Linked DNA regions of Homo sapiens: all the other regions are linked to region 2. A link is a loop called in an ENCODE intact Hi-C map of the cell type or tissue named here. Cell type or tissue: IMR-90. All regions are shown on one strand.

Region 1 (8,000 bases), 410 kb after region 2:
AGCAAAGCTTATCTGCTGCAATGACTCTAAAGTTCTACTGAGATCCCTCAGATCCTCTCCTCTTATTTCTAAAAGCTGGATAAGTGATGCTAAAAAGTTTATTTGATATTAATTGGTTTAATAGAAATCATTGCTATTAATTGCCATTTGTATGAAAAAGTATCTCTCATCAGCATATAATTTATTTTATAAAATAATACAAAGCAAAACCTTCAGTGCTTAACATCACTTTACAAGTAAGACAGAGAAATATTTTCTTTAGTCATTGAGCTAAAACAAATGTTGAGGAATTTTTCGTAAGTGATACGGACTTGAGATTGGGCATTATGCCTACCTTCCAAAAGAATGGCTTCTTCTTTGTCTGTAATTCTTGCAGGAGTGAGGTATTGCAAAAGTATTGTTAAATAGAATCATAGAGAAGTTAGCTTCCTTCTTTGATGAATAGCACCAGGTATCTAAAATTAATTGCAAAAGTATGGCCCGGCTAATGAGATGGTCCTTATCTTTTCTCAGCCAGGAAGCACAAGTATTTTTCTGCTGGCTCAATATTTTACAAAAATGCCTGAAGTGTTATTAACTAAGTAAGAAAAAAACTGATTAAAATACCTCAAAGATATAAATTGTTATAAATTGTAAGATCTGAAAAATTTAGAGTTAAAGCTGATTTCCTGCATTATTTTTAAACCTTCTTTTCTTTTCTTTTTTCACTTTAAAAAGAACAACAACAAAAAAATCTTTCCTCCTGCTTCTATTAGCATTTTTAAAAGCTGAGTTAATTATTATTCTTTATAAAATGACCAATATATATTACAGGTCAGATTAAATCAAAGAAATATATCAAATGCCGTCAATTTAGGGAAAAAAACAGAACAATGATACCTTATTTGGGGAAAACACTAGAAAAATGATCATCCATGCAAGAGAATTAATGGATATCCACAAGGGCTTTGCTAATAACATGGGTTAATTACCGCTGCAACACACTAGGCTCAGTAAATAAAGCAGCAGTGCCATAAACACATTAAGATGAGAAACCATCACTGTAAGAAGAAATAGCCAACACCATCACCCTTAGCTCTGCCCAGGAAATGAAAGCTGTTTCTTAGTCCTTTCTATAAAAAAGGGATTTTTAAACTTACCACCAAATGTGTATAGGGTAATACATAAATACCCTGACACAAAGGGCTAGTGGAACATGGGGTACCCATCATTTATCCACCACTCCCATTCAATATATATTTCATTAACTCAGGAACAGTTGTTTTTTTGTTGTTTACTTCAAGGAGAAAATCATATGTTACATAATACTAGTCATCTGGCCATTTCAACTATATATAGTTTGGAACATGTACAATGATTACTTAATTTTTAGGAAAATAGAATTAATCCGCTCACTTTAGTAATGTAATGGGCAAGGTTACAAAACTACAGCTCAAGAATGCTCACAACTAATTGCAGCTGATTGTCACTTCAAGCAGTTTACAGAGAAATCATCTGAAAACTCCACCAACACCACATACCTTTAAGGCTGCAGGTGTTTTCAAGATTGTAGGGAAAAAAAATAAAAAACAAAACATGAAGAAAAGTCATGTGAGCTCCAAGTCTAGAGTTTAAGTATTCTTACTTGAAAAAATAAACTTAAAGTGTCTGTTCAGAGTTCTCAAATAATATCACATCTAAAGTGACTTGGCCAAGCTCTTATCATTCCCTAAAAAAAAGGCATCCCCTCTGATCTCGGCTTTTTTGTTGTTGTTACTGTTACTGTATAAATTTTTTCTTTCTGCCTATTTTATCACCTATAATTTGACATTATGGAATTACTTTGGGATTGTCTTGTTTTTTAATTAGTATAGATTTTAAAAAGAAGAGATGAGAAAAAGAAAAAACATGAAAACCCTGAAACAGAAAGAGTGAAACATACAAAATAAAACTTGTGTAGCTCCAAACACGAATCTTAAAACACGAAACTTAAATTTTCAATGTCTGGACTTCAGTGATCAGGCTGAAATTTACTAAACTGTTCCCTCCTCGCCTTGTCTGTTTTGGAGTGTTTCAGTTGCCTTTCCTTCTTCCAACAGCTGTGACAACTGTTAAAACAGTCAGTAAAATTAAGTCCGCTCTATAATCCTGTAGTCAATGTTACATTTTAATCAGAGGTTGAAAGGGATTCATGTGATGAGCACACTCATTTAGAATGATTAGACTGACACATATGTCAAAATGAGCAGATATATTATTTTCATCTATTTATGCTATCAGCTATTACTGCTATTAAATGTGAAACAAGCTTTCAAGTATTATGTTCTTTAATGTGCTGGCACATTTCCTAAAATAAAAAAATACATAGTTAGAGGTTAACATTTTAAGCTCTCTTAATGGTGGTCAATAAATGGTATGAATCTTTTTAACAGCCTCCAAAGCAGAAACTGTCCAATATTTGCCCCTAAAACTGTATAACTCTGGTTTCATTTCTGTGTATACACACACGTGATGGGGTTTAACCCGGTACAATTACTATGAATATTAATAGCATGTATAAATTCTGTGGTTTATTAATTGAGACAGAGAGGCAGATGCGTTGCTTAGCGTTAGATCTTTCTGTCTGTCCAGTGAACCACGTAACCATCAGAACTGCATCCAGACAATAAATCTGTATTTTTTAAAGATGACTTTTAATTGAGCCCAAAAGAAAGCTAGTTTGAATCTTGCGCCAAAGCCAAAAGGACATGTGCCTTGACTTCATTTAAATGCATCTGCTTTAAGAGGCTTATCTAAACGAATTATTCAAATTAGCTATAAGAAGTTAAATTCAAGGAAACTACTTCAAAAAGAAGCCTCTGGGGGATTTTTAAAGTTTGTTTTCTTTATTTATTTACAAGAGAAAGTTCAGAATCTGGGCGTGCTTGGATAAGACATTCTTCCTGACACGAAGACGTCTTAAACTCTCCAATTCTACAGCCCGAAGTACACTAACCTTCAAACTACACTTGAGCGGGCAGTCTTACCTTTGTTTATTTTTCATTTTTATTTTTACACATCTTAAGGTTGTTTCTTCCCTTGAGTGTTTCAAACTGATGCAAGCACAGCCTTATAATCTTTCAGTTCCTCCTAAATCCATCTCTTGGCTAATATTCCCTGTGTGAGCATGGATGTGGGTGGATGTGCATGTGTGAGCGTGCATACACACACACACTCACACTCACGCTCAAACATACAGGAGCAGCCACTGAGACTGCAAGTCACTTTTCATCTCTTACTTAATTACAAAGCAATGCAATATGCAGTCACTAAGGACAGCTAGTGGACATCTACCTATAATGCACTACCTCATCTTCTAGAGTTTGATATTTTCTTCACAATCTATAGAGAGAAATGTTTGCCAAGGGCACTCTTTTCAGAATTATAACAGTTGGTATTACTGTAATGTGAAAGCAAAGCAATATAACTGACTCAACAGAAAGGGAGATAAACCAGTGACAGCTCTCGTGATATACTAACATTTTATCTTAACAGTAGGTTGAAATTAAGTTTATCACCTACTCATTTACACAAAAATGCCTAACTTACTTCTCGTACCCCCTACTCACTCCCCCCCCTTTAGTAATCTAAATATATATTTCCATGTGCATAAAGATATCCATAAATACTAATTAAACTGCTTGTAAGAACGAAAGTACTTTTCTATATTTTCTGGACACAACAAACGAGACAAATCCACACTCTGAGCAGTATTTAAGGGGAAAATTTTAAAGTCACTACTGTTTCTTCTTTAGTTTTTTTTCCCCCCTTAAATATTTATAATGTGTGAAAATCTCATGTTACTTAATGGACTGATTTGTCAGTTAAGTGCTGACTTAACGCTAACCATGCAAATAACATTATTCTAGCTCAGAATTGCATAGGGCTAGCTTTTAAATTGTTCTCTGAAGGAGAATTAGTAAATGTGCAATTTTGCCTCTAACTCTGCGCGGTAAGAAATGACAAGGAGCTGAAAATATCTGTCAAACTGCAAATACATAAGAGGCCCTCAATAGTATAAATCATTTTGAATATTGTATTTTAAAACATCTTTCCTTGGGAAAATGGGTCCTAGTAAAAGATGCATTTTAACAGTTCACTAAGCATTTGTGCCAAGTGCCTATTCTTAGCACCTGAATAAGAAGTGACTGTCACACAGCTGTTTTACTGACAGTCACTGAGCTTTGCCTCAAAGGTAACATTGTAGTCAGAGAACAATTCTCGACTTACTGAATTAGGAGATCACCCTCAACACAAAAGACACAAGACAGACACAAACAAGCAGTCGTGCACACAAAATACCCAGGGCATTACCTGAATCAGTGTGTAAAGATATAGTCTGTCCGCCCCCACCCCCGCACCCCCACGACGAGTTTAAAAAGGAAAGAAAAAAGGTACCTACTCTTCCTCGTAGTGCAGGGAAAAAGATTCAGGAAGGCAAAGTTCTACCGAATCCATGTGCGACCGGCAACCATTATTTGTGCACCCCAGCTATAAATCAAAGTTTCCTTGACAGAGCACAGTGCAATTAACACAAATGTTCTCCTAGTGACAAGCCTATAGGCACAGCCAGTTGGGACCAAAGCTCTCACACTCTCCTAATCAAGGACTTAAAGCCCCGATTGGAGCTTATTAATATGAAGTAGGGCTTTACATATGCAGTCCCACCGGCCCAGCCGCGCAGCCGATTGGGGGGCCTCTGCCCAATCAGGAGGGAGGCGACGGGAGGCTGCACGGAGCGAGAGGAGCCAGGCAGGTAGGCAGGGTGCAGAGAGCCGAAGGGGGCTGGAAACTGAGAGTGGGCAGAGAAAAAGGGAGCGGAGAAGGGAGCGATTGAAACGCTCCCAATACACACTCTCGGGTTTGATTTTTTTTCCTCCCTTCTCTCTCTTTCTTTTTTTTTTCTTCTGGGAAGCTACAAAAGAAACATAACTAACTTAACTCTCTAAGCACTGGAGGGATTTGCCTTTGATTTCTAACCTAAGATCTCTTTTGCCTTGAAAAGGAGAACTCACGCAGACTCTCAGTTAATTTGGGAAAGGATTCTGCGGAAGGTAGAGAATTAAGTTTGTCCTGCCGTTGTCTGTGTTTTTATTACACCGGGGGCCGCGGCTTATTTGGTGCTGTACTTTCTCATGTATTCCTAATCATGTCTTTTCCTGTTTTCCTGATGTATGCTGGGCATTAAAAATAATAATAATAAAGGCATTCTTCTAAATTGTTTGAGCATGTGAACTGGGATCGTCATCTCTGAGGTGGAATGCAGTTTTACACAACTACAGAAGAGGAGATAGTGACAATACAATTTGAAAGAATGCCTAAGTAAATTATATGTGTAAACCTTTCTATACCTGCGACTGTCTCTTTACATATAGATACAACGCATAGCTTTTCAAAACAACGGTAAACAGCCGCAGGACAAATTGGCTTCTTCAGTTTTAGGGGTGGGGAGTCTGAGGGCTGTGGGGGTAAATAGCGAATTAAATCTCTCTCGATGCATTTTGACAAAATAAAGACAGCATTTTTTTTTTTTTTTGTAGGGAGAGCATTACTAAACAGTGCACTAAAAGTATTCTTAATTATATGTATATATTTCAATACAAGCTTCCAAACTAGGAGGCATATAATTTTATATATGATTTTACCCAAAACATCCTGCTTTCAAATAAAACACAGTGTACACATTTGTTTCTATACATAAGGCACCCTATATGCTTTAAAAAAATCAACCCAGAAACATTTTATAAACCATCACACAGTCTGGTCACTATAAGAACTAGTTTCAAACAGATAATAATTTACAAAACTAAGAATTCTCAATCAAAAGTGTTCAAAAAAATAAAAATAAAAGGAGGATATAAGAGGACAAGTGTGTTTTTTCCTCCTTCAATTGTGTACACCGTGTCTTTAATTTCCATATAACAAAGAGTTTGCTTAGGTCCTATTTTAATCTACAGGATTTTTTTATACTAGCAAATGTACATTGGAATAGATACCAGCTATTTATGGCAAAGAGATAACTGCTACCTTATGGAGAGTGAAAAACCCACAATTTTGATATAATTCAGCTCTACTGCTTATCAACCTTTTACATCTTAAGTCCTACATGATAGAAATAGTATAATCTTTGAGATCAAAATAAATTAGTTCAGATATTCATCGTATGTTAAATTCACTAAATTAGGACTCAACTCCCTTAACCCTCTCAAATTTTCTAGGTCTTTAAAAAACCAAAACACTAAAATAGAGCAGCCACATTAAAATTCAGAATATAAAAATGACAGACATGATTTGGTCCCCCCACAGAAGAAAGCAATTTCACTGCCTTGTATTTAGCTATATCTAAGATATAGGCCTAATTCCTTTTATTTGTGTTCTAAATGCATACAAAGTTTCTAGATCAGAACTCACATAGCAAAAACTGTGCCTCAGAATACTGTATAAAAGCAGGTAGTAAAAGCTTAATTACCAGTAGCATTATGCTGTCTATATTGTTAAATGTGAACTCTGCAATTAAGATGTAAATTTGGTTGTGAGCAGTGAATTAAAAGAGCTTTGAGATGTAGAAGAAAATCCAAGCATTCTGCAGACACTGAGAGAAAAAAAAAATTGTCTATTCAATCTAAAATAAGACACGTAATCATTTTACAATTAAAAAATAAATAAAACAGGCATTTTGCAAAAGAAACATGATTTTTCTAAAATACACTCAAAGAAATATGGAAGCTAATACTGCATTACAAAGACAGAAAAACATCCTTTGATTCATATGATTACTATCGTGATTTCTGAATAAACTAAAATTCTCAGGGTAATTAATAGATTCAATTGCACATACTTTAAAAAAGATACACACACACACAAAAAAGAAAGAAACTTTCCTTCTTGGTTTGGCTATGGATATTTCTTTAAAAAATATAAATTATTTAATGTACTCAATGCATCTTAATGTACTCAAAGAATGCATTCCGATTTTGCACCGGTGCAGAATCCTGTACTGTGTTCAGTTTCTTTACATTATGCTGTGACAGAACCTCTTTATTACTCCTTTGAAATGGCTTTTTAAAGACAAGATTTGTAGTGTATTTACCGGTGGATCTCAAGTCACCAAATGTCGTACAAGTGATCTTTAATTTCCCATCATTTTCTTATTTCCCTTTGGGTACTTATTTGCCCTCATTATGATCCATTTGACTTCACTGGTGTATATTTTTAAAGATATTTAGACTCATGCGTAAGTCATTGTTCTGTGCTCACAGAGATACATGTACAAACATACATAGTGTCATCCCCACTGATTTTTCACTAACCATATTTCATCTACGCAAGGTGCAGTGTTCACTGAACTCGCTGCTTTCTGAGTGACCAGATGTGTACTAGGTTTGTAGACTTGGATATTTTCCCCTTGGGATCAAAGTATCACCTGTACAAGTCAAGGACCTAAAGACTGTACTTACTGTCTTGAATCCAGTTTAACCAATTTAAAATTTTTAAAAATCCTCTTCACTAAACTTGTGAGACAGCTTCCAGAATATTTTACAAATACACAGCTCAGTCATCTCAAGAAACTTCCCTGGTCCCAGATTTTTCTCACCTTGCAGGAGAAAACAATGGATAATCATGGGAAATAAATGTGCCATGAGTAATACTGAGCTTAAACCTTCAAGAATCTCAATTACAAAAAAAATCTGGAAAAACAAATAAACAAACAAACAGATAAACAGCCTAGGATACACATATATTCCCAGTCTATACACTTCACAATCTTACCACAAGGAGTCTACCCAAATCAAGAAAAACTGAACCAAACAAAAGGATCTCTCATGATTGCTTCACAAAGAATATTAATAAATTAGTTAATATCAGTCTATTATGCATCAGGCTCTTGGTGTATGCATAGTTTCAATCTCTTCTTCCTTAAACAATGCAGTCATAAATATCCAAACAAATTCATTCTCAGTCCCCAACTAATGCACAGTCAC
Region 2 (8,000 bases):
AGATCTGGGGCTCAAGTGCTGTTGTTCAGATTCTTTCTTCCCACAGGGTGCTCCCCAGATGTGGGTGTTCCCTAGATGTGGGTGCTCCCTGGATGTGGGTGCTCCAGGATGTGCCTTCCTGAGAGCTGAACTGCAGTGATTGTTGTTTCTCTTCTGGATCTAGCCACCCAGTGGAGCTAGCAGCCTCCAGACTGGTAGTGGGGAGTAACTGCAAACAGCCCTGTGATATGATCAGTCTTCAGGTCTCTTAGCCCTGGATACCAGCACCTGCTCTGGTGGAGATAGCAGGGGAGTGAAGTAGACTCTGTGAGGGTCCTTTGTTGTATTTTTGTTTATTGCACTAGTTTTGTGTTGGTTGGCCTTCAGACAGGAGGTGGCGCTTTCAAGAGAGCATCAACGGCAGTAGCATAGGGAGGATACAAGCTTGCTCTAGAGTCTCCTGGATAAGTTTCTCAGGCGGTGGTCAGGGCCATAGAGCTCTCAAGAGATTATGTCCTTTGTCTGGCTACGAGGGCAGGTAGAGAAAGGCCATCAGGTAGGGTCAGGGTTAGGTGTGTCTGAGCTTAGACTCTCCTTGGGCAGGCCTTGCTGAAGCTGCTCTGAGTGTTGGGGGTGTGGTTCTCAGGGCGATGGAGTTATGTTTCTAGGGGGATTATGGCTGCCTCTGCTACATCATACAGGTCACCAGGAAAGTAGGGGAAAGCTGGCAGTGAAAGGCCTCACCCAGCTCCCATGCAACCCAAAAGGCCAGTCTCACTCCCACAATACTCTCCACAACAGCACTGAGTTTATTTCCAGGCAATGGGTGAACAGGGCTGAGGACTTGCCCCTGCTCCAGGTCTCCCCACTGGAAAAGCAAGCAGGGGTTTCAGGTTTCACACCTCCCTGCCTGATGCAACTTCTGTGCTGTGTCTGCACTCCCAGTTCACCCTCACCCCCAGATTCTGCTAGGAAAGTTGGCATTCAGTCGAAATTGTTACAGAGTTCATCTGGAAGTTTCCTTCTCCTTGTGGTCTTTCCCCACTTCCACTGGCAGTCCTACCCAAGGACCCTAGGAGACAAAGTCAGAAATGGTTTTCCTGGGGGCTGAGAGAGTCCACAGGGCTCTTCCCCCTGCTTCCTTTACCCTTATATTTTGTTCAGCTCTCTAAGTTTGTCTCAGCTCCAGGTAAGGCCAAATCCATCACCTGTGACCTGGACCTTCAGGTTCCCCAGGAAGGCTATGTGTTCAGGGGTGGAAGATCCCCCTTTCACACTTTGGGCACTTACAGTTTTTCGGCTGTCTCCTGGAGCCTGCAGCAGCAATCTATTTCCTTCAAAGGATCTGTGGATTCTCGTGGCTTTCCTGGTATGTTGCTGCAGTAGTTCTTGGAGAAAAGTTCATGATGTGTGTCTTCACATGCTGCTCTGTCTGTCCGAGGGGGAGCTGCAAGTTAGTCCTGCCTCCTATCCTTTTATCAGTTTCTTCTTTCTATTTGTATGATTTTAAAATTTATATAAGTGTATACAGTGTATGTATTATTCTAAAACAAGCTTTCTGTAGTATGATTGTTTGAGAAGTCTGGTCATGTTGATGTGATAGCTATATTCCTTCATATCCACTACTGTAAAGTGTTCCACGTAGACATTTGCAAATTGTTTTCCATAGTGCAGCAGCACCTTCCCATAAGTGGTGTATGAGTCCCCACTTACCAGTTCCTGAAATTTCCAGATTTTGCCATCTTTGACAACTTGATGAGTATAAAATATTATCACATTCTTTTTTTTTAGTTTACTGATAACCAGTAAAGTTGCACATGTCTTTACATGTATATTGACCATTTCAGTTGCCACTTCTGGCTTCTTCTGTGAATTACTTGTTCACTTCTTTTGTCTGTTTTTCAAATAGTTTGCTTAATTTAAATGTTACCTTTGTCAGTTATATATGTGTTGTCTTGCTAATGACAACTGCTAGTATGTAGCTTTTCTTTCTTTTTATAAAAAGACATTTTTAATAAGAGATGTATTAAATTCTTCTATGCTGATGGTAGAACTTGCCAATTTCTCTTTCTGGTTCTATAAAATTCTGCTTTATACTTTTGAAACTATATTATGAGATGCATGTAAACTTAGAATTTTATACTTTATAATTATACAATAAGCCTCTTTTTCTTTAATGAAACAGTAATGTCTGTTTTGCCTAATATTTATGTAGCTCATGCTAGCTTTCTTAAATTTTCAAACTTGAAGTGTGCTTGTTTTTTGAGTATGTCTCTCACACCCTCAGCACAAGTACCATGCTGAGCTGCATTGCAGCATGAGGGCAAAGGAAAAATACGAACCTCTGTATACAACTAGAAAATATTTACCAATCTTTGGAGCCAAATGGAAAAAGTTAATAAACACTCTACAGTTTTAAAAAAATAGCTGTGTATAATGTCCCATCATGCCTAGTCTGTTTCTAGACGATTGTAAAACCTTCTATGAGACAGGTACATGCCAACCTTATAAAACTGGTAGGTAGGAATTATGGACTGATTAGAAACAACAGCTCCCATTACAAAATAACACAGGACCATAAAACAAGCAACACTAATGTGTCTTTACTTAAAATTTTGATTTTTAATTATACATTTCTAAATCATTTGACTTTTTGAAATATAACATAAAAATATTATAGATCTTGCTTAATAGGGTGTTTTTGGTGCTTTTGTAAAGTTTGTGATTAAGACATTCTCTTGCCCTAATTCAGCCTCTGCTCAGACAATAGGTGGATGTTGTTTTCTCTTTCAGCCAGACAGTCTCATAATTCTAATATGTTCAGCACATTTAGATTTGTTGTGATTGTTTATTTATTTGGAATTTCTATTTTCTATATATCCTTTTTCTTTCGTTCTCCTTTACTGCCTTATTTTGAAATGAGGTTGTTGTTTTTATTCCTTCCTAATACGTTGTTGAAAAGGAGTGCTGAGAGGAAACATTCTTGTCTTATTCCTGATCTTAGTAGGAAAGATTCTGGTTTCTTATCCTTAAGTATGATGTTCACTCTAGGTTTTTATACATATTTTCTATTAAGTTGAGTATGTTCTCCTCTACTCCTTATTTGTGGAGAGTTTTGATCATGAATGGATGCTTGATTTTGTCAAATACTTTTTCTACATTTATTGATATAATCTTGTAATTTTTCCCCTTTAGCCTGTTGATGTGAGGAATTACTTTAGCTGATTTTTGAATGCTGAACCAGTCTTGCAAACCTGAGATAAATCCCTCTTGGTTCTGATATATAATTATTTTTACACATTGCTTAATAGTTTTATTTTGAATATTTTGTTGAGAATTTTTGCATCTATTTTTATGAGAGTTATTGGTCTGTGGTTTTCTTTTCTTGTAATTTCTTTGTCTGATGTTGGTACAGGGTAATGTTGGCATTATAAAATGAGCTGGTTTTATTCTTCAATTCATTCTAACAATCTCTCTCTTTTAATTGGTATATTTAGACCATTGACACTCAAAGTAGTTACTGGCATAGTTGGATTAATATCTACTACTTTTTATTCATTGCCCTTGTTCTTTGTTTCTATTCTTGTTTTCTATATACTTTTTACCTTTTGTGGTTTTAGTTGAGCATTTTTACATGGTTCCATTTTCTTTCCTTTGTAAGTATTAAATATATCAACTATACCTTTTTAAAACTTTTTTGGGGGTTGCCCTATAAAGCTTATAATATACATTTATAACTAATCCAAGTATACTTTTAAATTTTGGAATTTTTTGTTATTATTTTGTTGAATAAGATTTCTAATCCTTCCTCTTCAACTCCCTCTTGAATACCATTAATTCTTACATTTGGCCTTTTGAGGTATTAATAATTTTCTATATATTGTAGGAAATCTTCATTTCTTTGTGTTCTTTTTTTCTCCTCGACCATATATTTTCAAATATTCTGTCTTCAAGCTCACTGATTCTTTCCTCTGCTCAATCCATTCTGATGGTGAGAGCTACTAGTGAATTTTTCAGTTCGGTAAATTTATTTCTCAGTTCCAAGGTTTCTGATAGATTTTTTAAAATTTCAATCTCTGTTAAATTTCTCTAATGAATTTCTGAATTATTTTTCTGTGTTCTACTGGAGATCACTGAGTTTTCTTAAAACTGCATTTTAAAATTCGTGGTCAGGGAGCTTACATATTACTGTCTTGTTAGGGCCAGTCCCTGGTTCCCTGCTTTGTCTGTTTGGAGACATCATAGTTTCCTACTGCTGTTTTTCTTGTGGACATACATCTATGTCTTTGCTGCTAAATTGCTTCCTCTAGGGAGCTATAGGGGGCGCTTTAAGCCCAGGTTCGCCTTGGCTTCAGTAAACAATCCAATTGTGCCCTTCTTAACAAGAGAGGTCCCAAAGGGAATATCCTGACAGTATGGGAAGGCTGCCTAAGGGTTTGTGCCGAGGAGAACAGTGAAATAATCCTCCTGCATCATAGTGCTGCTAAGCAGCTACTCTGACATTGTGTCTGCATTGGTCAAGTTACAGAGCAGACTTTCCCAGGCTGGGGATGACAGACCTACATCCCCCTTTGTCTCTGCCTATCTTCAGGAATATGTCTCCCTTTAGGCACTCATGACGCTTCCAGTGGGTTGAGGCATGGATAGGACAGGTCTCTTTCCGGTAACCCAGAATGGCTGGGGAAGCTGGTTGTTTACCTCAATCTTAATTTTTCCAGTGTAGAAAAAAGTGAGTTGGAGGAAAATCTTCTGCATATTTGGTGTCAGGCAAAATGGGGTAACGAGTGCTACAAATGTGAAAGTCAGGTTTCTTACCATCCACTTGGTGTTTCTCATTTCCTTATGGCCCTGGGAACAGTTATATCTTCATATTTGAGTTCTGGACTATCGTGACAATTTCTGGTGATAATCTCAGCAATGTATATTTGTTAATTTTTCTTTTTGGCGGGAGAGGGGCGCGGTGGGGTTGTGGCATGGCAGCTTGTTTCTGTGCCGCCATTTTGGAACTGGAAGTCATGGGGCGGAAGAGTTAACATCCAGAGCAGCCCCTGACACCTGGCATGGAGGACGGGAGAACCGCAGGTGGAGCTTGAACTATCAAGACAAAATAATGTCATGCGAGAGTTCCAAGTTGACTTTTAAATAACACGATACCACTTAAAAGGTGGCATGAGTACCTAATAATAATAAAGTATTCCTAGTTCCTCCCTCTGGTGTCTTGTATTGTTGCTATCATTCATTTCACTTACACACATGCTATAATAATGAAATACATTGTTCTTATTATAATTTTGAACAAACTGGTATCTACTAGATCAATTAAGGATAAGAAAAATAAAAGTTATTTTATTTATTCTTTCTCTAATGTTCTCCCTTTCTTTACATAAATCTGAGTTTTCTGACCTGTATCATTTTTTCTCTCTCTCTGAAGTTCTTCCTTTAACATTCTTGCAAGGCAAGAAAAGTCTACTGGTTTTTGTTTGAGAAAGTATTTTTCCTTTACTTTTAAAGGATAATTTTGCAAGATACAGAATTCTAGGTGGATTTTTTTTTTTCTGTCAACACCTAACTATTTAACCACTTTTCTTGCTTGCATGCTTTCTGAGGAGAAGTAGAATGTAATTCTTATCTTTGCTTTTTCATAGGCTAGATGTTCCCCCTTCAGCCAGGCTCCTTTTAAGATATTTTTCCCTAACTTTGATTTTTCTGCATTTGGAATATGAAAAATTCTTAGTCATTATTGTTCCAAATATTTCTTCTGTTCCTTTCTCTTCTTCTTCTTCTTCCCCATTATATGTATTTACATTTTTGGTAGCTGTCTCACAGTTCTTAGATATTCTGCTCTATTTGTTCAGTCATTTTTCTTTTTACCTTTCTATTTTGGTAGTCTCTATTGACACATCTTCAAACTCAGATTCTTTTATCAGCTGTCCCCAAATATTAATGATCCAATTAAAGGCATTCTTTATTTCTATGAAAGTGTTTCTGATCTCTAGCTTTTCTTTTTGCTTCTTTGTCAGAATTTTTATCTTTCAGCTTATATTGCCATCTATTTTTGCATGTTGTCTACTTTTTCCATTAGAGCCTTTAGTGTATTCATCAGAGCCGCTTTAAGTTTCTGGTCTGATAATTTCCATATCCTTTCCATGTCTGAGTCTCATTCTCATTTTTGCTCTCTCTCTTCAAACTGTGAGGTTGTTTGTTTGTTTCTTTGTTTGTTTGTTTTTGGTGTTTTAGTGTGCTTTGTAACTTTTTGTTGAAATCCAGACATGATGTACTGAGTAAAGGGAACTCTGGCAAACAGGCCTTTCATGGTGTGGTGGTAAGATGAGAGGGGAGGGAAAGCGTTCTATGGCAGTGGTCCCCAATATTTTTGGCACCAGGGATCGGTTTTGTGGAAGACAACTTTTCCACGAACTGGGTGTGAGGGCAGCACATGGGGAATGGTTTCAAGATGAAGGTATTCCACCTCAAAGCATCAGGAATTCTCAGAAGGAGTGCACAACCTAAATCCCTCACATGTACAGTTCACAATGGGGTTTATGCTCCTATGACAACTTCATGTCACTGCTGATCTGACAGGAGGCAGAGCTCAGGAAGTAATGATAGCTCACCAGCTGCTCACGTCCTACTATGCAGTCCGGTTTCTAATAGACCACAGACCACTACTGACCAGTGGCCCAGGGGTTGGGGACCCCTGTTCTATGATTCTAGGATTAGTTTTCAGTTTTTAATGAGCCCTGTGCTCATTGGCTGTGAACTTTACAAGTATTTCTCAGTAACTGCTCTTCTTACCCCAAGGTGCAACAGAATGGCTAGAGGGAGCTGAAGTTGGAGTTTACCCCTTCCCTTTAAATGCTATTTTTAATGACCATTTAATGGTATCCTGCTACTTTTTATACTCTTTCTTACATATAACCTTATTTTTATTTAACGCAGTAAATTTTCCTCTATATTTATCCACATATTTGCTGGTTTACTTGCTCACAATTCCTTCCTTCACACCAGGCCTATTTTCTGGAAACATTATATATCCTTATGAAAAGTATTCTCGAAAAATTCTTTTATTGAGAGTCTGCTGGTGATAATATTGATATATATATCTGTAAACTAAAAATGCATTCTTTCTTTCTTGTTTCTAATTGATGGTACTACTACAAATACAATTCCATATTTCTTGGTTGCCTTCTCTCTGCATTTCAAAGGCACTACTCTGCTGTCTTCTGGCTTTCATTGTGGCTGTTGAGAAATATATCAGTAGTGTCTTAGAAATTAATTTCTTACACTTTGTATTTTTCTCTCTGGCTGTTTTTAGGATGCTGTTCTGTCTTTGGTGATTATCAGATTTCTGTCTTTCTGGCTGCTTGGTCTTTGGTGATTATTGGATTCATTATATTATACCTATGTATGCATTTACTTTTCTTAGCCTACTTGGGATTCAGAAAAATCATGTCATTCCTCACCTTTAGATAATTCTTTACTCTTATCCCTTCAAATATTATCTTTTCTTTTACTATGTTTATACTTTCACTATCTCTATTTGCTTCTTCTGTAAGGCTGTCTTAATTTATCTCCATGCTCATAACCTCTTTTTCATGTTTTCAACTTATATTTTAAAAGCATTTATGCACATACCTATCTCACGGAAAGAACTAGTACAAGTGTTTTTCAAAGATTAATAATATCATCATGTCAGTGAGGAAAGAAAATTCTTTACCTTGACTTACTAAACATATATCAAATGTAGATCCTATAATATGAACTGTGTGAATGCTAGTTATATAAAAATGAATTAATTTACTAGCATTACAATAATTAAAATATAAATAAAATATATTTAGGGTAAAATCTGCGAACAAACAGAGAAAAAATAAGCAGTGGTAAAGCCTGATATATAATATAAATATGACACAAATTAGTCATGATGATTCATACTTTTGGACTTTGGTGCTCTAAAGGAATCTTTCAAAAATAACAGAAATATTCATTTATATAATAAGCATTCTAGAGTGTGATGTTGG
Region 3 (8,000 bases), 430 kb after region 2:
TCACTGTGAATGATGCAAGTATAAGAAAATATTCGTCCTTACATACAGCCCACAAAAACTATCAGTGGCTTGTGTTAGATGCCAATCACTAAATGCAAGTGACTTCCAGACCTTCACTAGTTCTGCAGATGAGACATCACTTTTTTTTTTTTTTTTTTTTTGGTCATGCTAATACCCCAAAGCTCAACAGTGATCATAGGATGAGATAATCTGGTTCCACTTTGGAATCACCTGGAGACTTTTTAAAAGTACAGCTGCCTGGGTCTCACCCAGTGAAAATCTCTGAGGGTGGGGTCCATACAGTGGTATTTTTGGGATAAGATCTACTGGGGTTTCAAACTGCAGCCAACATTAAAAAGAAGGAAAAAGGTGAAGTTAACTGCTGAGGAAGGGGCTTAGGGTAAAGTGAAGACCATCTGTGGACTCCAGCTTTTGTAGTGACACAATGCTGAGAAACCAAATTTCCAGGGATCCATCAGTTTATGAAACTTTACTAAAATAAGTCCTATACTGCCAAGCAACTAAGGAGAAAAAAGTGAACCATAAAATGCTTATCAATGAAGAGCTGAGTATAATGTAAAAATCTATTCTAAATACTATGCTTCAGAGTAAAAACAGATGTGAAATGGTTAAACAAAATCTGTGGTATCATAAGGCAATAAAATTTAGTTGCTTTTCATTTTCTTCCTTATATTCTTATGTATTGTTTAGATAATTTTACAATGAATGCAGATTATTTATTTAACAGAAAATAACAGTCAAACAGAATGTAGTAAGGGGAAAAAGTGGATTAAGTAGGGGAAAAGTATGAAATGGTGAGACAGTAAAATAAATGCCAGAGCTGAGAAAGATGAAGCAGCGTGCACTTATAAACAAAAAAAATTCTAGGACTCTCAAAACACTGGCAGATTCCTGAATACATGCTAATGTTTCACTTCTCTCTGCCTAGCAAAATCTTACTTATCCTTTTTAAAAATTTTATTTGTTATTTATTTACTTATGAGACAGGGTCTCACTCTGTCACCCAGGCCTGTCACCCAAACTGGAGTGCAGTGGTGCAATCATAGCTTTCTGCAGCTTCAAACTTCTGGCCTGAAGTGATCTACCACCTTAGCCTCTCAAAGCACTGGGATTACAGGTATGTCCCACTGCAACCAGCCCCTACTTATCCTTAATACTTAGTTTACCTTGGAGCGGAGGTCAGGGGAGGCTCCCAGTAGAATAGAGACCTCAGCATCCCTCTATCATCTCAACTAACCAAATGCTATTAATGTTTTCTTCGTATTTATCTGATTCTCCCATGACTGTAAGCCTCTTGAGAGTAAAACTGCATCCTGTTTATCTTTATAAATAATCCCGACACTGAGAGACAAGTGCATAAAAGGTATCTCCAAAGATTCATTAAAGTGAAAAAAAAAAAAAAGTTCCCCAGCTGTGGGAAACAGGCAGAATAAGATGTGATATAAACATAGTTCTACATAAGCTATTTTTTAAATAAAAACAAAACAAAGACAACTCCTACACATAAACTATCTTCTGTGATCTTTTGGACTTTCTATTTGAGGTTAACAGTGAAGAGCTGCCAATGCTCATTGCTCAGTGGGTTTAACTGATAGGTGCTCTAAAAATGCAAATCATTTGATCGTCTGATGACTGGTATGTAGAGTTTATACCAGTAGTTCTCAAAGGAAAATATCAGTATTATCCAGGAACTGTTAGTGTAAATTCTCGGCCCTGCCACCCCAGAGAAACCCTGGGGATAGGATTCAGCAATCTGTGCTTTATCAAGTCCTCCAGGTGATTCTGATGCATGTTCGAGTTTGAGACCCACTGGTCTAAGCTAAAAGATTTAGAAGAAATGAAAACCCAGCTCACTGCTAACTCCTTCTCAAAATCTATTTTGCTAATATGGCTCTCCTATATGTGCCATGGAACCCAAACTCTGATGCGCAAATGTTTCAAAACAGACCAAGACACCTCTCAACTGTTAAAATTCCCACCTCCGACCCCTCAGGAGAATGAAATTTGAGATGCAAAGACGTCTCTTTCCTACAGTTTATCCTGCCAGACTCCTTCATTCCTCACTCTGTTCCCTGCAGATTGTCTTGTAAATGTGGCCAGAGACACATCTTCAGTCCTGAGTCTGACTGCTGACCTCGGCTATGTTAGCCCCTTTGCTGCTGAAGAACAGCCCCTTGGATCACTGACTTGCTATTATTCTATGCTTAATAGCCCCGACCTGTGCAATATTTTTTATCTGGCTACAGTCCTATCTCTAAATTCTCTATTTTGAATGAATACCAATTTTGTGACATGAAGTCTTCTATATAATGAAATGCAAACAATGAAAAGGCTAAATCAGTTTACAAAAAATCTATTTGTCAAACAGTGTGGAGATGTTCCCAATTTAGTCTGGGCAGTTCATGCAGCTCTTGATAAGGGAGTTAAAAACCTAGCTGTTCACAGAATGAAAATAAAGGCATCTGCACCACAGACACATTTTCCTTTCAAAAGTCTTTGTTGTAACTTGTAGCTAATTAAATGCCCTTACACAAGAGGTGCACACACACACAGCAAAATCAGAGAATAATTTTACAAGAGAGCCCCAGAGAAGAGGAGAGCACAACACAAGCTTCCCACTACCATCTCTTATATTGCATTTACATTTCTATACAGCTTCATCAGCCTGACAAAAAAAGCACAAGGGGAGGCCTTTTTTGTTCAATTTTGGACGAGAGAGATTTCTAAGCCCTGCAAAGGAACGTGCTTAACATTAAAAAAAAAAAGAAGAAAGAAAGAAAAAAAGAAAGAAATTGTAACCCTGCCTTAGATGCTTGTGGAGAAATAATGCTTTCTACACACCTTTCTATATCACCGACAGAGGAACTAAAAAATTATCAAGAACTTAAAGTGTTCCATTTTTTTATTTGTAGTGTTTTCCTCACTCCTAGAGATTATTTGCAGGCAGAGGTGCCCCTGTATTAAGCTTGACATTTATTGGAGTGGCTTTGAATTTACCATGTCACATTTATCAAAATGGGATTATATATACATATTGACATTCTTTCATTTTTCCACCTTCTGAATTTAACTATTTCATTGGGCAGAATTTAAAGTGTTAATTCTCAGATAAATTTTTTAAAGTCATATACGAAATTGGTTCTCAAATATAACTGGCATTGAGTTATCACAGTCCCCCCTCTCTCTTCTTTCACGCCCCCGTCCCCATATGGGAAGACTGTCCAACATAATGGGATAGCATTGGATATAAAAACAGAACATTGTCTAAACAGAGGATTGAAAGCTCTTTGGGGTCAGGGTAATTTATATTATATTTATATTTATAATTTATATAATTTATATTATATAATTTATATTTATAATTTATATTATATAATTTATATTTATAATTTATATTATATAATTTATATTTGTAATTTATATTATATAGTTTATGTTTATAATTTATATTATAATTATTTCTTTATACCTGTTCACAATCCTGTGTCACTACATGTGTGGACCCCTCAGGCTAAAACACCAACCTCACAACCCCTTTCTAACACTCCCCCCCGCCCCTGCACACACCCCAAAATACCCCCCTACACATACACACACACACATATACCTCTTTTCCAGATGGAAACTCAGAAAGATCACCTCCTCTCGGGAGGCATCTCTTATCCTGCCATCCTTTAGCATTTTCATATCTGTATGTGATTTTACTTCTCTTATTAAACTGTAAGCTACTTGAAGGCAGAGACCCTGTCTCATCTCAGAATGCTTAGAACACAGCTTAGGGCCTGACAGACTGGATGTTATTGAACAGGCTGTTTAATGAATAAATGAATGAATGCAAGCCTAGCTGGGCAATTGCTGTCTAAGCTTTGAATTCTTACTATTATGAAACAGATGAATTCATGCAACCCTCTTGATGTCAAAAAATACCACACTTTCGTACATGGGTGCTTGGAATACACTTGTCAACTTCTAAGTCCTATTGGTTCTCACTCTAAATCATCTCTACATTCTCAAAGTTAAATTCCAACTGCCTGAATTTCCTCACTGGTGGTTTCATTGGTCTCTCTCCCTCTGTTTTTCTGCTTCTTTCTAATTCATTCTATATGCCATTCTCAAGTACTTTTACCCCACATTTTCCACTGTTACAGAACAAAATCAAGATTCTTTTAACCTGAAAATTCAAGTCTATTCATAACCTGACCCAAACCCTCTTTCCTGGCAAGTTTCCCACAAGTCTGCTTCACAGAGCCTGGGTATCACAGCCTTCACGTAACCTGAACACACCAAATGCATTCTTATTTCCAGGATTTTTGCCTCAGCTATTCCCACCATCTTATATTTAAAGGACATCCATTTGTAATGCTCTGTATACATGTGATATGTCTTTATAAAGTAGGTTAGAGCCTTGAAAAAGGGCATGGCCAATTTGACTTGAGAGAGGAGCAAAAGATGCAGATTTTCTGAGCTATGTCTCTAAAGACTGTTGGGGGAAGAAAAATTTGTGGTAAGTGAGCAACCTTTAAGATAAAAGAGAATAATGGAATCATGTTTCTCCAATAGAATGTAAGTTCCTTGAAGACAAGAACTACCTGGTTCATCTTTATATTCCCACTAGTACCCAGTAGAGTGCTTTGTATGCAACAACTGACTAGTAAATATTTCTTTAATGATTCTTTATCCATTTCTGTCCTAACTCCATCCGACCCTTTCATACAGTACCTTGCATATACTAGATACTCAATAAATGACAGCTAAATGAATGACTGATTTCTTAATCTTTCCATTCCTTGTTAAAATGCAAAAGTGGGAGAGGAACAGAGTAAGTAAAATTGCAGTTACTGAAAAAACAACTTCAGAAAATGAATCGTTATGAACACCAAATATGCTTATTTTGTTTACACACCAAAAGTAAACTGTACAAGAAAACAAGTAAAAATGTTGAATTCACATCGCCCTCTGGTGTTGGACTCTCCCAGACAATTAAAAAAACCCTCAAACTTAAGAGTTTAGGGAGATTTTACTTCAAAATAGGAGCATTCAACCTTCCCTGATCAAGGCAAAATGAGTGTAGCATTGAATGAGAGGTGCAGCATCTTTCAAATTTGCTTCAGTTGTTAAAGATGAAATTATTAACTCCAACAAAGTATGGAGCCTCTAGTATATTTGCTTAATGGAGTGAATTCCTCCTTCTGTCAAAGTCACTGTGTCTCACCATGATAGTCATTATTAGAGACCAATGGAATGAGGCTGCTAGCTGTACTACAGGTCCTCTGTATAAAAGGTGTGCTTTAAAATCTAAGACAATATGACTTTTCAACAATAGCATACAATGGAAATGTATTTATTTGCTAAGCCTGAGAAAAGCCATTGAGTAGAGAATGAAAGTTACAAAACAGGCACAGGCTATTCATTTGCTGTTAATGCTGGGACACTGTGCCAAGGCAGCTGAAATAAAACAATACACCCTCCTTGAGGTGACTCTTAGGATCATGGAGAGAACCCTGGAATAAATATCTCAGTGTGAAATTATTGTTCTGTCTATGGCATAGAATTCAGAAAGTCCCTTATATTAAAAAATATAAAAGTATTCCTCTTCAGGGTAATTTAATTTAGAGAGCTGGTTTAAATTTTCTGAAAACTAATAGCATGTTTTGAAGGCAGTCTTAGACCCAGAAACATAAATTAGAAAACACATTGTGCCATGATTCCTTTAGAGAGTTTTTCTAGCAAGCTGTTAGCCACTAAGTGCTCTCACCATTGCCATCATCTTCACTGTTGTCATCATCATCATCACCATTCATGGATAACACTCATCATCATCACTGTCACTGTCGTTGTGATCACAGTCATTGACATGATGGTCAGTGCTGCTAAGTATCACAGGTTTATGATGTGCTAGGACTGTGCTCAAAATTTTACATCATTTAGTTCATCTGAACCTCACAATCATCTCAGTAACATTCTAATTTTACTGATTAGGAAGCTGAGACTTCGTAACTTACTATAACTTCCATAGTAGGTAACTTGCAGAAATAATTCTAATCCTGCTTACGGAAACTTTTGCTCTTAATCATTATATTGACTGCCATTAGGTACCAGATTTTACTTGTGATTCCTCTGGACACGGTGCCACATGGAGTGTGATTCTGTTCATTTATCTGCTGTATTCCTCTTTTTATCTAAGTGATGAGCAGAAAGTTTTGCTAGGAGGGTTTTAAAGGGTTAAGTGCTTTAAGAGAACAAAGCCATAGAGTTCAGTCTTGGGTGGATAAGGAACCATGAGGGAGTAAGAAATACATTGTCCGTTAGAGTCTCTTCCTCTGTGCCTCTGAACAAACGGCAATAAAATAAAGAGCATGAAACTTCTGGGTGCTAAATCAATTTATTTATTTATACTATATTTGGCAAGCATTTATTACATTGTTGTTAGCACTGCACTAGGCGCTAAACAAAATATTTACACACAGGAGAAATGCAAGCCCATATTCTTGCCTTGGGAAGTAAACATCAACTGTACAACATTCATAGGGTAACTCATTCGATGTTTTAATCAACTCCATCCCATCTGAGTCTAGTACCACACACTTGAATATGTGCACACAGACATGCACACACACACACACACACACACACACCTCTGTACACACTCCTAAAAGCAAACGTCCAACGATGCCAAAAACACACAGATTTCAGGCAAAAACTTTCAAAATTTGTCCAACAATTAAAAATAACCTGATTTTAAGAAATGCACACACATAGGACTTATAGAGGTTATTTCTACATCTCACCATCTTTATTCCTGGCAATACATGCTGTGTTACCTATGAGTAGTCTCTTTTTGGCTACAAATGTGTCCCATCTTCCATCTGTTCTTCTAGCAATATTGCTGGCTTACTGCCATTGAAGCTACATCAGCCTTCATGATGTCGTCTGACTAGGTTTTCTCAAGTACCCGTTCATTTAGCTCTCCAGGTGAGGGCAGGCATATACATTTTTCTGTAGTTCTCTGAGCAGGGTTTAACTTTGGTTCCATATTAGCAAGTGTGTATGTTTCTGCTCTATTTACCAAAGTTTGCAAACTATTTCGATAGAGTAGAAAACAGAGTCTAAAGTTCCTCAAGAAATTGCTGGCTGAGCCATGAGAGAACTCAGCCCAGGGTCTCAATTTTTCTTTTATAATGGGATGTCGGTTAGAGGTGTGCCTATTAAAGACAATACTCCCTGGATTTTGCTATATTCTTTCACATTTTGCTTGTCTTTCATCCTTTTTTTGTTTTTTGTTTGTTTGTTTGTTTGTTTTTAAGTCGAGTCTCACTCTGTCACCCAGGCTGGAGTGCAGTGGCACAACCATGACACACTGCAGCCTCAAACTCCTGGGCTCCAGCGATCCTCTCACTTCCAGCCTCCTAAATAGTTGGGACAACAGGCACACACCATCATGCACACCTATGTGGTTTGTTTGTTTGTTTGTTTGTTTATTTCCCATCATTTTTTCCCAAAGACAGGGTCTTGCTATGTTGCCCAGGCTGATCTCCAACTACTGGCCTCAAGCGATCTTCCTGCCTCGGCCACTCAAGTTGCTGGGATTACAGGCATGAGCCACCATGCCCAATATGTTTTTGCTTCTTTCATTCACTTAAGTAACATTTTTCTCTATTGCAGACACTGTGCTATGCATAGGAGTTTTTACCCTCTTGAGTTGAAGGCTGAGGTTCCCCCTGCCCCCTCCTTTCCCTTTGTCCAGTCTCTCAATGCGTGTATTCAATGCAGGCTGGTTAGCCAATTGATTAGGAGGTTGGGTAAGTTTCCATGTCAGCTCTGTGTATTACTAGGAGTTTGTCCTTGAGAAAGTTACTTAACCTCTCTGTATTCAGTTTACTCATCTGTAAAAGACACACTCAATAAAGAATGGCTATTATCTTTAAATTGTATTATGGTGATGTATATTTATATTTCAGTCCTCATGTAGAAGGCAATTA

What was found. Peaks named below come from ENCODE experiments on the same cell type or tissue, not always from the same donor. Only the 100,000 strongest peaks of a DNase experiment are listed, where the experiment ranks them.
Region 1: a loop joins it to region 2, with 3 times the contacts of the local background. A loop is called at or near these places in 6 of 110 quality-filtered maps.
Region 3: a loop joins it to region 2, with 10 times the contacts of the local background. A loop is called at or near these places in 17 of 110 quality-filtered maps.

What each region holds. Positions count from the first base shown.
Region 1 is chr1:216,718,824-216,726,823 of GRCh38, forward strand. ESRRG (estrogen related receptor gamma) reads right to left here and starts at 4,606. Exons shown (of 7, transcript NM_001438.4): 1 at 4,421-4,606. The coding sequence starts at 4,476. In IMR-90, no CTCF peak of the experiment used is centred here; no DNase peak of the experiment used is centred here; H3K4me3 peaks cover 1,350 bases.
Region 2 is chr1:216,306,650-216,314,649 of GRCh38, forward strand. All of the region lies in intron 9 of USH2A (usherin), which reads right to left. Among named protein-coding and RNA genes, the nearest start is that of USH2A, 110 kb to the right of the region's middle. In IMR-90, a CTCF peak has its summit at 4,306; no DNase peak of the experiment used is centred here; H3K27ac peaks cover 222 bases.
Region 3 is chr1:216,737,856-216,745,855 of GRCh38, forward strand. LOC124904512 (a long non-coding RNA gene) reads right to left here. Exons shown (of 2, transcript XR_007066880.1): 2 at 6,388-6,656. It also overlaps a transcript of ESRRG not described here. Among named protein-coding and RNA genes, the nearest start is that of ESRRG, 18 kb to the left of the region's middle. RefSeq lists an enhancer at 2,371-2,938. In IMR-90, a CTCF peak has its summit at 4,985 (motif pointing left); no DNase peak of the experiment used is centred here.